Regions from separate parts of the Mus musculus genome. Here region 2 is linked to region 1. A link is a loop called in an ENCODE intact Hi-C map of the cell type or tissue named here. Cell type or tissue: left cerebral cortex. All regions are shown on one strand. Each heading gives the region's core, and the rest is flanking DNA. Links, peaks and the distances in the headings are about the cores only.

The links. Hi-C counts contacts between places; a loop is a spot of excess contacts. Peaks named below come from ENCODE experiments on the same cell type or tissue, not always from the same donor. Only the 100,000 strongest peaks of a DNase experiment are listed, where the experiment ranks them.
Region 2: it touches region 1 in a loop (2.6-fold over the local background); 1 of 42 quality-filtered maps calls a loop at or near these places.

Annotation. Positions count from the first base shown.
Region 1 is chr16:35,021,988-35,027,359 of GRCm38, reverse strand. Hacd2 (3-hydroxyacyl-CoA dehydratase 2) reads right to left here and starts at 4,939. Exons shown (of 7, transcript NM_023587.2): 1 at 4,725-4,939; 2 at 1,418-1,535. The coding sequence starts at 4,879. It overlaps LOC105246106 (a long non-coding RNA gene), which reads left to right and starts at 5,015. Exons shown (of 5, transcript XR_876048.3): 1 at 5,015-5,289. In left cerebral cortex, for the core only: a CTCF peak has its summit at 2,881 (motif pointing left); DNase peaks (open chromatin) are centred at 4,487 and 5,018; H3K4me3 peaks cover 1,412 bases; H3K27ac peaks cover 933 bases.
Region 2 is chr16:34,899,397-34,904,768 of GRCm38, reverse strand. It overlaps Mylk (myosin, light polypeptide kinase), which reads right to left. Exons shown (of 32, transcript NM_139300.3): 11 at 5,256-5,372. Among named protein-coding and RNA genes, the nearest start is that of 1700119H24Rik, 37 kb to the left of the region's middle. In left cerebral cortex, for the core only: CTCF peaks have their summits at 2,314 (motif pointing left), 5,091 and 5,303; DNase peaks (open chromatin) are centred at 2,299 and 5,197.

The sequences.
Region 1 (5,372 bases), core at 280-5,279:
GATGGTTAGAGAACAATTTTTGCTTTTGATTGTGATTGTGCTCTGATATGTTCCCTCTTGAAGGGAGAAACTATTTTAGTGGAGCCCACAGTTAAGAGACTTAATTGTAAAAGGACTTTGGATTTTAAAAGAGATGGATATTTTAAAGAGATTGAAATTTTAAGAATATGTAAAGACTGGGACGTTTAAAGTTATTTAGAGCCGGGCGTGGTGGCGCACGCCTTTAGTCCCAGCACTTGGGAGGCAGAGGCAGGCGGATTTCTGAGTTCGAGGCCAGCCTGGTCTACAGAGTGAGTTCCAGGACAGCCAGGACTACACAGAGAAACCCTGTCTCAAAAAACAAACAAACAAACAAAAAAATTAAAAAAAAAAAGTTATTTAGACCTTGGGGATGAATAAGAATGTAAGGGTTGAGGCTTACTAGTGATGTGTTTGTGTGTCAAGTTGACAAGGGGTCAATTGTACTGGCTAGTTTTGTGTCAACTTGACACAGCTGGAGTTATCACAGAGAAAGGAGCTTCAGTTGAGGAAATGCTTCCACGAGATCCAGCTGAAAGGCATTTTCTCAGTTAGTGATCAAGGGGGAAAGGCCCCTTGTGGGTGGGACCATCTCTGGGCTGGTAGTCTTGGGTTCTATAAGAGAGCAGGCTGAGCAAGCCAGGAGAAGCAAGCCAGTAAAGAATATTCCTCCATGGCCTCTGCATCAGCTCCTGCTCCCTGACCTGCTTGAGTTCCAGTCCTGACTTCTTTCAGTGATGAACAGCAATGTGGAAATGTAAGCTAAATAAACCCTTTCCTCCCCAAATTGCTTCTTGGTCATATGTTTGTGCAGGAATAGAAACCCTGACCAAGACATCCCTTTATTCCTAAAATTGTTTGAGTTGGATTTCTCTCAGCTGCACTTACAACGCAAACTACACTGACTCAGGAAAGAGGACCGAGGCAAGCACGGAACCACCAAACTCACTGCGAATCTCTAGTGTCTTTCCAAAGCCTTCAATAATGTGGATGCCTCAGGCAGGTTCAGCTCAATCTCCTGTCTATTATCATCAATACACCACCTCCACCAAATATGCTCACCGTTCCTGCTATATGGACCCTGAAAGTATCTGAGCCTGTCAACACCTTACCAGGGCACTTCTAGAATCTCTCAAAATTCTAAAAGAAGTTTGCATCATTTGATTTCCTTTAAAGCTGGAGATAAAACATATTCCAAGCAATACATTAAATGGAATTTTAACTTTTTTCCTTCATATTTCAAAGACCATCAATTTCATAAAACAAAATTTCCAAATTTAAAGCAAATCCAATAAGGATAGGGCTATTTCAGCATATTTTATCATACTTAGTAATGGTTATAAGTATCATATTTTCTACTTATAACATTTGGAATTAGTGACAAAAATCTCAAACGTACCTCCAGTAAGGCTCCTGTCTGGAAGAACTTCAAAGGCCTTTCTATTGAATAATAAAGGCTATGGTAGCTCCCCTTAGCCAGGTATGCTCTCACCAGCCCAACTGCTATCACCAGCCACCTAGTAAAAAACAAAGTACAATTAGAAGAGGAAAGCAAGAGTACGCTGGACTCAAGACAATAAAGACATAGGAATAGCAGAGCATGTTCAAAAGATTGAAAAAGACCCGAGATTTACCAAGTGCTGTGGTGTGCTGCCCACATGAAGGGCATGGTGCCGAGTAACATTATTGTGAGGTGGCACCGTTAAGAGCTGAGACCTAGTGAGATGTATTTAAGTCATCAGGGACATGCCCTGACAGAGCCTCTGGGACCCTGGGCCTCTTTCCTTCCCTCTTCTGTGGCATGGTCATGAGGTGAACAGTTCTGTTCCTGCTGTGTCACTGACCCAGTGTAAGGAGGCCCTCAACTGTGGGACGCAATCACCAAACTTTGCACCAAAACAAACCTTCCTTTTTTGCATGTGGATTATTTCAAGTGTGGTATAAAAATCACTGTCCTTCACAAAGACCACACTGTAGCACAAATAAGTGTTACACTACCTACAACATCCTGTAAAATAAAATTACGTGGTGGCAGCTCACTTGTCTAGAACTCGGCTCTCTGATAAACCTGTCTGCTGAGAACAAGGCCAATGCAAAGGGAATAAGTTATTATGGTCTTTGTGCAGTGAAATCAGGTCCCAGAAAGTCTAATGGAACGAGGGGCTCAATTTTAATTGATTTATGCTGTTAAAGGGTCTTTAATAATATTTAGACGGGAAAAATACTTTAAACTATTTTATACAAGTGCCTCAGTGGGACAGGTCCGTATATCGTGATCTTATTTAAATTACATACAAAATATGAATAAAAGTTGCCTTTGAAAATGGATAGTTTTCAATTTCTCAAGACCAAATGAGAAGAGATCAATAAGTGTATTGATTAGAAACCCACGAAACCAGAAAGCACCAGGACATCCAGTTGTGGGTCTTACCTTTCTGCTTGACCTTCCTCCTCAAAAAATTAATATTAGGCCTTGTGGCTTCCTGTTAAATTTTATAAGGAAGCAAATGGAACCTGGTCATTAAGGCCCATCTCAGAAAGAGCAGATTCAACTAAATGTACACACTCAACTAGGCAACAGTATATATGTTCTACACCTACAAACTATCATAGAGGGACATTAAATAAGGGTTTATAACAGAAGAAATAAATTCCTTACTAGCTTAACTGGCCAGCATGGGCAGTAACAAATTAATGTTCAAGTTGATTAAAGCATTAACTTCCCTCTCAAAATTCCGATTTCTGGGCTGGAGAGATGACTCAGTGGTTAAGAGCACTGACCTGCTCTTCCAGAGTTCAGTTCCCAGCAGCCACATGGTGGCCCGCAGCCACCTGGAATGAGACCTGATGCCCTCTTCTGGTGGGTCTGAAGACAGCAACAGAATACTCCCATACATACATAAGTAAGACCCTACTCCTCATTCTTGTGTTCATCGCCCAGAAAGGAGGTCTTTCCTCATTAGAGGACTGTGACATCGCTCTTCAATACAATGCTTCTACCAACATCTTTGCTAGAACAGGAATCGTACATATATGTGTATAGAGAGAGTTCTAAATGTTCTCCTAAAAAAATAATAATCTGGGGACATTTATGAGAACAACAACTTGTAGCTGCAATAGTTCTTTATTGACTTAAGTTTAGATCCAGGGATTTTGAGAACTTGTATAATCACATGCAAGCCTGTGTTCCTTTCTTTTCTTTTTCTTTTTTGTCTTTTTGGTTTTGTTTTTCTTTGAGACAGGATTACACTGTGTAGCCCTGGCTATCCTGAAACTTGCTCTGGAGACCAGGCTGTTCTTTAACTCAGAGATCCACCATGCCCAGCCTGAGGGCATGTTGTTTCAACACCTCCTATCTGCAATACTAACAATCAGCCTACCACCCTCCAAGCCTATTTCTTCATTAAAAAGCAACATAATTTCTTTAGGCTTACAACGTTTGTGCAAGTGTGTATTATTGGCCTGTGCTAATACCAGCATCTGAGGAACATACAAAATTAGCTGATTCAAGTAAAGTGATTTGAAACAGGGTTTCACCGTATATATGCATTTTGTGTATATTTTAAGTTTTGATCCCTGCCAACGTATTTCCTACTGTAAAAGATAATTAAGAATGGATTTTCAAAATACAGTTTTAAATTTTTTCTGTATACTTGAAAGTCTTACAAAAAAAAAAAAAAAGCCATAGTGCTAGCACAGTAGTAGAGTACAAGCAAGTGTGAGGCCCTAAGTTCAATCGCCAGCACCAGTAAACAAACGGATGAATGCTTGCTAGGGAGTCAAGAGTGGTGTGGCACAGGCCCCTGATTCCAACAGTCACAAGATTGAGGCAGGAGAATCACAAGTTCCAGGCGAGCCAGGACTACATAATGAGTTCTGGTCAAAAAGAAAAAAGAAAAAAAAAAAAAAAAAAAAAAAAAACGGGAAAAGAAAGAGAAAAGGGAAGGGAGAACAGAAGGCAGGAGAAATTGCACCTAAGAAGTTTTACGACTTAGGAATTTCCTGACAATTTAAATTTATATGGTGATCCAGCTCACCAAAACCACCGGATTGCGAAACTGGATTCACCTAGCCCAACTCTACCTAACTGGGGGGGAAACAAAAAAACAAAAACAAACAAAAAAAAAAAAAAACCAAACCCACTAGAGACCCAGAGAAAGAAGCAGGTTTCTTCAAAGTCCCAGGGCGAGTTGTGTGAGAACTGGAACTAAAAGCCCTGCTATGAAGAGACAGACTTGAAATGGGGTAGACACCATCCCCAGAGTCGATTCTCTCCCTATCTCAACTTGCCCCAAGAAAATCTAAGTAATCCCCCTCCAAAGTCTCCGCCCCGGTCTCGGACCGCTCCGGCTCGGGCGGCTGGCGGAAAACTTCGACCACGTTCCTACCGCCTCCCAGACGAACGCTCCCGCCTGGGTTTTGAAAGCGGCCGCCTAAATGAATGATCTCCGCAGCCAGGCGGGCTTCCTCGCCGGGCTGGGGAAGTGCTGACCGGCCGCCCGGGGCTGGCCTCCGCGCCGCGCCGCGCCGCACCTGTGGCCCGCCCGCTCGCCCGCCCGCCCGCTCGCCCCGCCGCGGCCCTGACCAGGCAGCTCTGCGGCCAGCCTGCCCCATGCTCGCCCCGCGGCCGCCCCGGGCTGCGGGTCCGACCCCGCCGGTCACAGAGCTCGCTCCCCGCCTCCCCGGGGAGGGAGCTCCAGCCTCACCCCGCCGTCATCACCACATTGTAGATGACCAGGTACGCCGTGGCCACAGGCCCGGGGCCCTTCTTCTTCCGCGCGCCGCTGCTGTCGCCAGCCCCGACTCGGCCACTGCCGCCCCCATTCCCCTTGGTCGCTGCAGTCGCCGCCGCTGCCGCCATGTCAAGCGCCCGCAACCCCGCTCCCCTCGCGCCTGCACCTCAGACCCAACTGGGCTCTACGAGGGGGCGGAGGAAGGGACGAGGGAGAGGCGGGGCCGCGGCACGGGGCGGAGCCGGGACAGCGCCCACGGGGGCCGCCATCTTGGATGAGGGCAAAGACGCTCCAGGCGCTCGTCTCCGTAGCCGCCATCTTGGATAGGGGTAATTTCCTCCCAACTTCCGGCGCACAATCCGTGTGGGCATCCAGCGCCAGGTTTGATCAGGTTAATGTGAACCTGGGCCTCACTTGTCAGGCCTGTTCTTACGGATAATTTGTCTCTGGTCATTTGCTATCTTATGACCATCTCTTCCTGCTGGATCCAAATGATATGTCCTGGTCCTCGGTAACTTTAGCCTCTACCAGGTACCAGGTATCTTTACCCCTGTACACAGTTGCCCAAGTAGCTAGAGGGTGATTGACGTCAGTTAAGCTGTGTGTCCTGTTCAGAGAGCA
Region 2 (5,372 bases), core at 320-5,319, 120 kb after region 1:
GGACCACTACAACCTCAGCCTTCTTAAGGTCTTAGCAGTTATAATCACACTCTAAACAGACAGGCAAGGAGTTGGTCTTTGCCAGCGAGGCCCGGAAACTATACTACCGTTTGTGCTGTCCTAACTGGGGCACATTTTGCCACTGGGAACATAAGGTTTTCACTTGGAATGGTATTTTTGGTCAAGGTCTGTGAGCCAGGAAATGGGGGCCTATGGTCTACAAAGGGCTGTAAAGCTGGGCAGTGATGAGCCTCTATAATTGTCCAATCAGTAAAGCAAGGCTCCAGTTCTGAGCTCTGAGCCAGAAGCACACATCGTGGCCTGCACACCTCCTCCCAGTGTGAAGGCCCCAGCCTGTAGACAATGAAAAGCTGGGGAGACACCGACTCCCCTTAGCTCGCTGCTTAGCTTAAGTTTCAAAGCCTGAGCAGATGCTCGGGCAGACCGAGGTTCTCAGGATAGCTTTAAACAGCAGGCTACATACAGACAATGCTGCTTCTCCTCCTTCAAGGACTCTCTGGAGTGAAAGGGTTAGAAAGGTGACCAGTGTGTTCGTCTGCCAGAGGGCAGCATCCGTGACTTAGGCCAGCAGCAGACAGATGATATAAGGTCCAAATGACACACCCAGAGTTGGTATGAGCAGAAGAGGAGGAGGAGGAGGAGGAGGAGGAGGAGGAGGCTGGGAGTGGCCACATGCCTAGGTGTTCAGAGTCAAGAACTTGGTTGCTTTTAAGGGCCCTGTTTTCCTCATTAGGAACTCTTCTCTAGCAAATGTCTTCATAAAACATATTTCACATCAGATTTTTTTTTTAACCTAATCCATGGTTTATGTCCTTAGGTACCCTTTACAGGCTCAGCATGCCTTTAGTTAAACAAACAAACCATTAGTCGAGGAACCATGTCAAAATAGGTACAATTAGCAGACTAGTAATTCATCTTGTTGCTTAAGAACTTAGCCTTGGCCGGGCAGTGGTGGCGCACACGCACACCTTTAATCCCAGCACTCGGGAGGCAGAGGCAGGCAGATTTCTGAGTTCGAGGCCAGTCTGGTCTACAGAGTAAGTTCCAGGACAGCCAGGGCTACACAGAAAAACCCTGTCTCAAAAAACCAAGCCCCCACCCCCACCCCCGTCAAAAAAAGAGAATTTAGCCTTGACACAGATACTGTGTGTATATGTGTGGGGGTGTAATTTGAAAATATCCTAGCCCAAGGAAGTTCCCTGCCCAGGACTCAGACCTGATAATACAGAGTTATTAACTGTTTTTAGATCTTCCAGAACACTGCAGGAACTTAGATTCATCCATTTGGATGGGGAGGGAAGGCTATGTTGCCTGGTTAGTGATGGGGAAACAGGTATATTTGATGAGGGGCTGTTGAGAGCTAATTCGCAGGTCTCTTAAAACCATAAGAGAGCACTGAGATCTTTGAGGACTGGGGAAGTTGAGGTAATGCCTCCCTGCATGTAGGGAAGACTTGTCCACCTCATTGCTCTCTGTCACTGCTCACCTGCTCACAAGGGCTCACAGGACAGGCCCTGTGCTAAATACAACAACAGGAGGACAACGGGTCTCCCTACAGGAAGACTGCAGATGCTTAAACAAGCAATCAGTTAATTCCTGAACCCACGAGGGCCTGCAGGGCACAACTCCCTCCAGCAATGTCCTGCCATTGTTCACCTGGCTCCAGCCACCGTGGGCATCTCGAGTAGGCTGGTGCTGCTCCCACCCCAGGGTCTGAGCACTGGCTGTGCTGCCTGTCGCCTGCCTAGAACATCATCCAGCACAGGGGTATAAGGATGGCAAGCAAGCACTGACCTCTATTCATTTCCTCAAGAGCATGAATTGGCATGTGTCGTTAAGCTAGCTCCGTCGCCATCAGAAGGAGGGATGGTAAGGGTGGGGCCTTTGTCTGACCTGTGTCTTACAGTGTCCCCAGACCAGATGAATGCAGGTACTTAGCAAAAAGTAAGTCAGTGCAACAAGGGACGCAGAGTGTTAACAGGGTTTATTCTGAGGTGAATAGGGAAGGCTTCTGGAAGAAAGTGGCATCGTTTGTGGGAGCTAGGTAGGCTTTCAGAGTACAACTACAGAGACAAGCAGAGTGGTCCACGTTCAGCATAGAATTTGCGCTCAAGTCTCGAAAGAACGAGGGGGTGGTGTGTGTGTGTGTGTGTGTGTGTGTGTGTGTGTGTGTGTGTGTGTGTGTGTGTGGAGGGGGCATGGCAGCTGCAGAATCAGCTCCTCACAGGGGGAAAAACCCGGCAAGTGGAAGGTAATGCATTGCCGCACTGCGACATCTTGTGGTCAGAGTCTTGAGGTGCAACACAGGAGCCCATGGCCTGAAGTTGGTCTCAATCAATTGCTCATGTTTCTCACGTTTGGAGCTGTGTAGCCCAGGCTGACCTTGAACTTCCAATCCCACCTGTTCTTTACCTATCAGACAGATAATCAAGAGGTTGATTTTTTCGTAAAACCACTTCCTGGGACATTCTTGTTTAAAGTTTGGACACCCAGCATCACGGCACATATGGAACATTCCATGGTCTGTGGACAAGGCGCCATCCGTCTATTTAGTCCTCATGTGCCAGGGCTCCCATGTCACACAGAGGAAGGTGGTGCCTGGAGAGTTGACACCCCGGTGTCAGGACTAGGAAGTGGTGAATGGAATTCAGGTCAGGCAGCTGGCTTTGGAATCACACTTTCCACCATGCCACACGGAGAGGGACAGAACGGGACCTGGGTAGCTTTAGGGCAGGACAGAGCAGCAAATGAAGCAGGTGGGAATATGTCCCCTAGCAACTCCCAGGGGTCTGGAGCCAGAGCAGCTGCTAAGAAAGTCAGAGTAACTCCAACACTGGTGATGGTTGCAAGATAATGCTTGGAACCTCTAAAGCACCTTGGGGCAGGGAGCCAGAAATGTCACTGTGCCAGGCTTCCTCTGCCAGCCCTGTGCAGGGAAGTCTGCATTGGGCCCAAGTGGTTGTGTCTGTCTTATTTTCCATTTATGGTTCTGAGCCTCAGTCTGGCTTGGCCAGGCCAGCAGATCCCCCACCCAGGAGGGCACTCACTCACTGGGCTGCTGACAGCAGATCCAGGGGTCCTGATGGAGCTACGTGGCAGCTTTTCTCCTTTTTCTTTAAGACATACTTAGATGGGCAACCATGCAACCCTCCCCAGCCTTCCCAACACCCCAGCATCAGGTGAACACCTCAGAGTTCTCTATCCTTCATCTGAAGACCCCTTACCTAACTCTCTCTCTCCCTCCCCCTCTCTCCCCACCTCTCTCTCCCCTCCCTCCCTCCGTCTCTATCCCTCTCCCTCTCTCTCTCTCTCACACACACACACACACACACACACACACACAGAGAGAGAGAGAGAGAGAGAGAGAGAGAGAGAGAGAGAGAGAGAAAGAGAAAGAGAGAGAGAGAGAAACAGAGAGACACAGAGAGACTGTTAGCTGAGCCTCTAATCCAACTTAAACACAAACAGTTGGAGGCAGACAGCGGATTAGCTGACTATCAGAGGAAGCTGTCCACACAAGACTGGGTAAGGAGGCCCAGCCTATATCATTCGTACTTTCTTGCCCACTGCAGACTGTCTAGCCTCTGGGAAAAAGGGGAAAGCCACTGCCCTGGGCTTCCAAGACCAGGCTGTGAACTGTGCTTCCCTGGAAGTCTCATACTATGTCCCCTGAGGCCCCCAAGCCATGCCATGAGAACTATGGAGATAAGTTGGTTTCATGTGTGGACCAGAAAAGATCTCACAGGCCACTGCTAGCTCTGACCCCAGTGTAGAAGGCTTCCTGGAAGGAAGGGGCAGACTGGTTCACACATGACTCCACACAGAGGCATTTCTTCAGAGAAATCCAAGTCTCTCCTGGCAGATGGATGCACAGGGCAGCCATGGACCACATTCTCTGTTAGAGAATTCCCCTGAGCCCTAGGGAAGGACAGCTCTCTTTCTCTTGCGGCCAGCCTCTGACTTCGGGTCATGGGAGGAGTCCTCTGAGAAAGGCCAGTTATGGGGTGACCTAGGCCTCTGTCCCAGGACCTGGGCTCAGAAGCCAGCTTTACCTATTACCCTGTGCTGTCCAAGTTTCACTGACGTCAAGGCCATTAGACCGTTCTGTATAAAACAGGGTCAACACTGCGCCCTGAGCCCTAAGGGTCTCTGTGAGGTGGTACAGCTCATGAGGGTAGGCAGAAGGCATTGTGTCCCTTTTCTGTCACCCCATCTCATGCAGCCACCCAGAATGTGGCTGTTCATACTCCAAGAGGGCTCTTCTGTGAGGCCTGAATTATGTGAGGACAAAAGAAATGAGGTGTCGTTTTCTGCTTGGCTGACAGGGAAGGCAGGCACACTCTACCCAGTCTAAGCATTCAGAAGGCACAGTCACTCTCAGGAGCTGGAGGCACAAGCTAAGGAAAGGTGGGACCAAGCTTACCTGCGGGCCTGGACACCTTCCTTTCCTAGAAACAGGCACCATAACCACCCACAGCCCAGCAGGGTCAGTCTCCAGCCTACACAATGCCTGCAGATCCCTGGCGACTAAGTGCTGGGGGATCAATGAATGACTGTGATAATCAGATTGCTTGGCAACAGGCTGGTGATGGTAGAAAACAAGCGTGGATGGGGGAAGGGCTGGGTCGGGTAGGTGAGGAATACCCAGTGATTCTTCAGGAGTCTCAGAATCTGCTTCACCACTAGTTCCTGAGGGCACAGAGCCATTTGTGAGACCTTGCATAGCAATGACACGTGAATACCCTCCTAAAGTCTTGCAGTGTCCATGAGCCAGTGGGGTCAAGGGATCCCTCCAATCCCTTGGATTACTGAGGATTGCCAGAGACCATCTCTTCCATCTGCCTGCCATGAGGGTCAGGTCAGGGACTTCCCCTCTCTCCTCTTCCTGCTTTCCTTTCTTTTTTCCTTCCTTTTATTTGTCAGGGTCTTGCTTTCTATATATCTCAGGTTGGCCTGGAAATCAGGATTTTCTCATGTTCCCTAGTGTTGGGATGTTAGCTGTGCTGCTGCGTGCCTATGCTCAAGACTTTCTCTGCAACCCGTGCTTTGTCCCTAGATGGTCCAGGAGCCCCTCTGCTCTGCAGCTGCCTGCCAGAAACCACAATTCCACTTAGATTCCAGTTCAGCTCCTTGGATCTGGGCCAGCCATCCTACGGTCTATAAACATTCTTTCTTCAATGCAGACAGTCGTCGGTAGGGGAAATACATCTAGCAGTGTGCTTGAAAGATCCTACCTTGGACGGTGACAGTGGCGCTGCAGGACACCTGCCCCATGGCATTCTCAGCCAGGCAGGTGTAGGTGCCACGGTCCTCTGGCAGGGCATCCTGGATGTGGAGCTCAGCCACGCCTG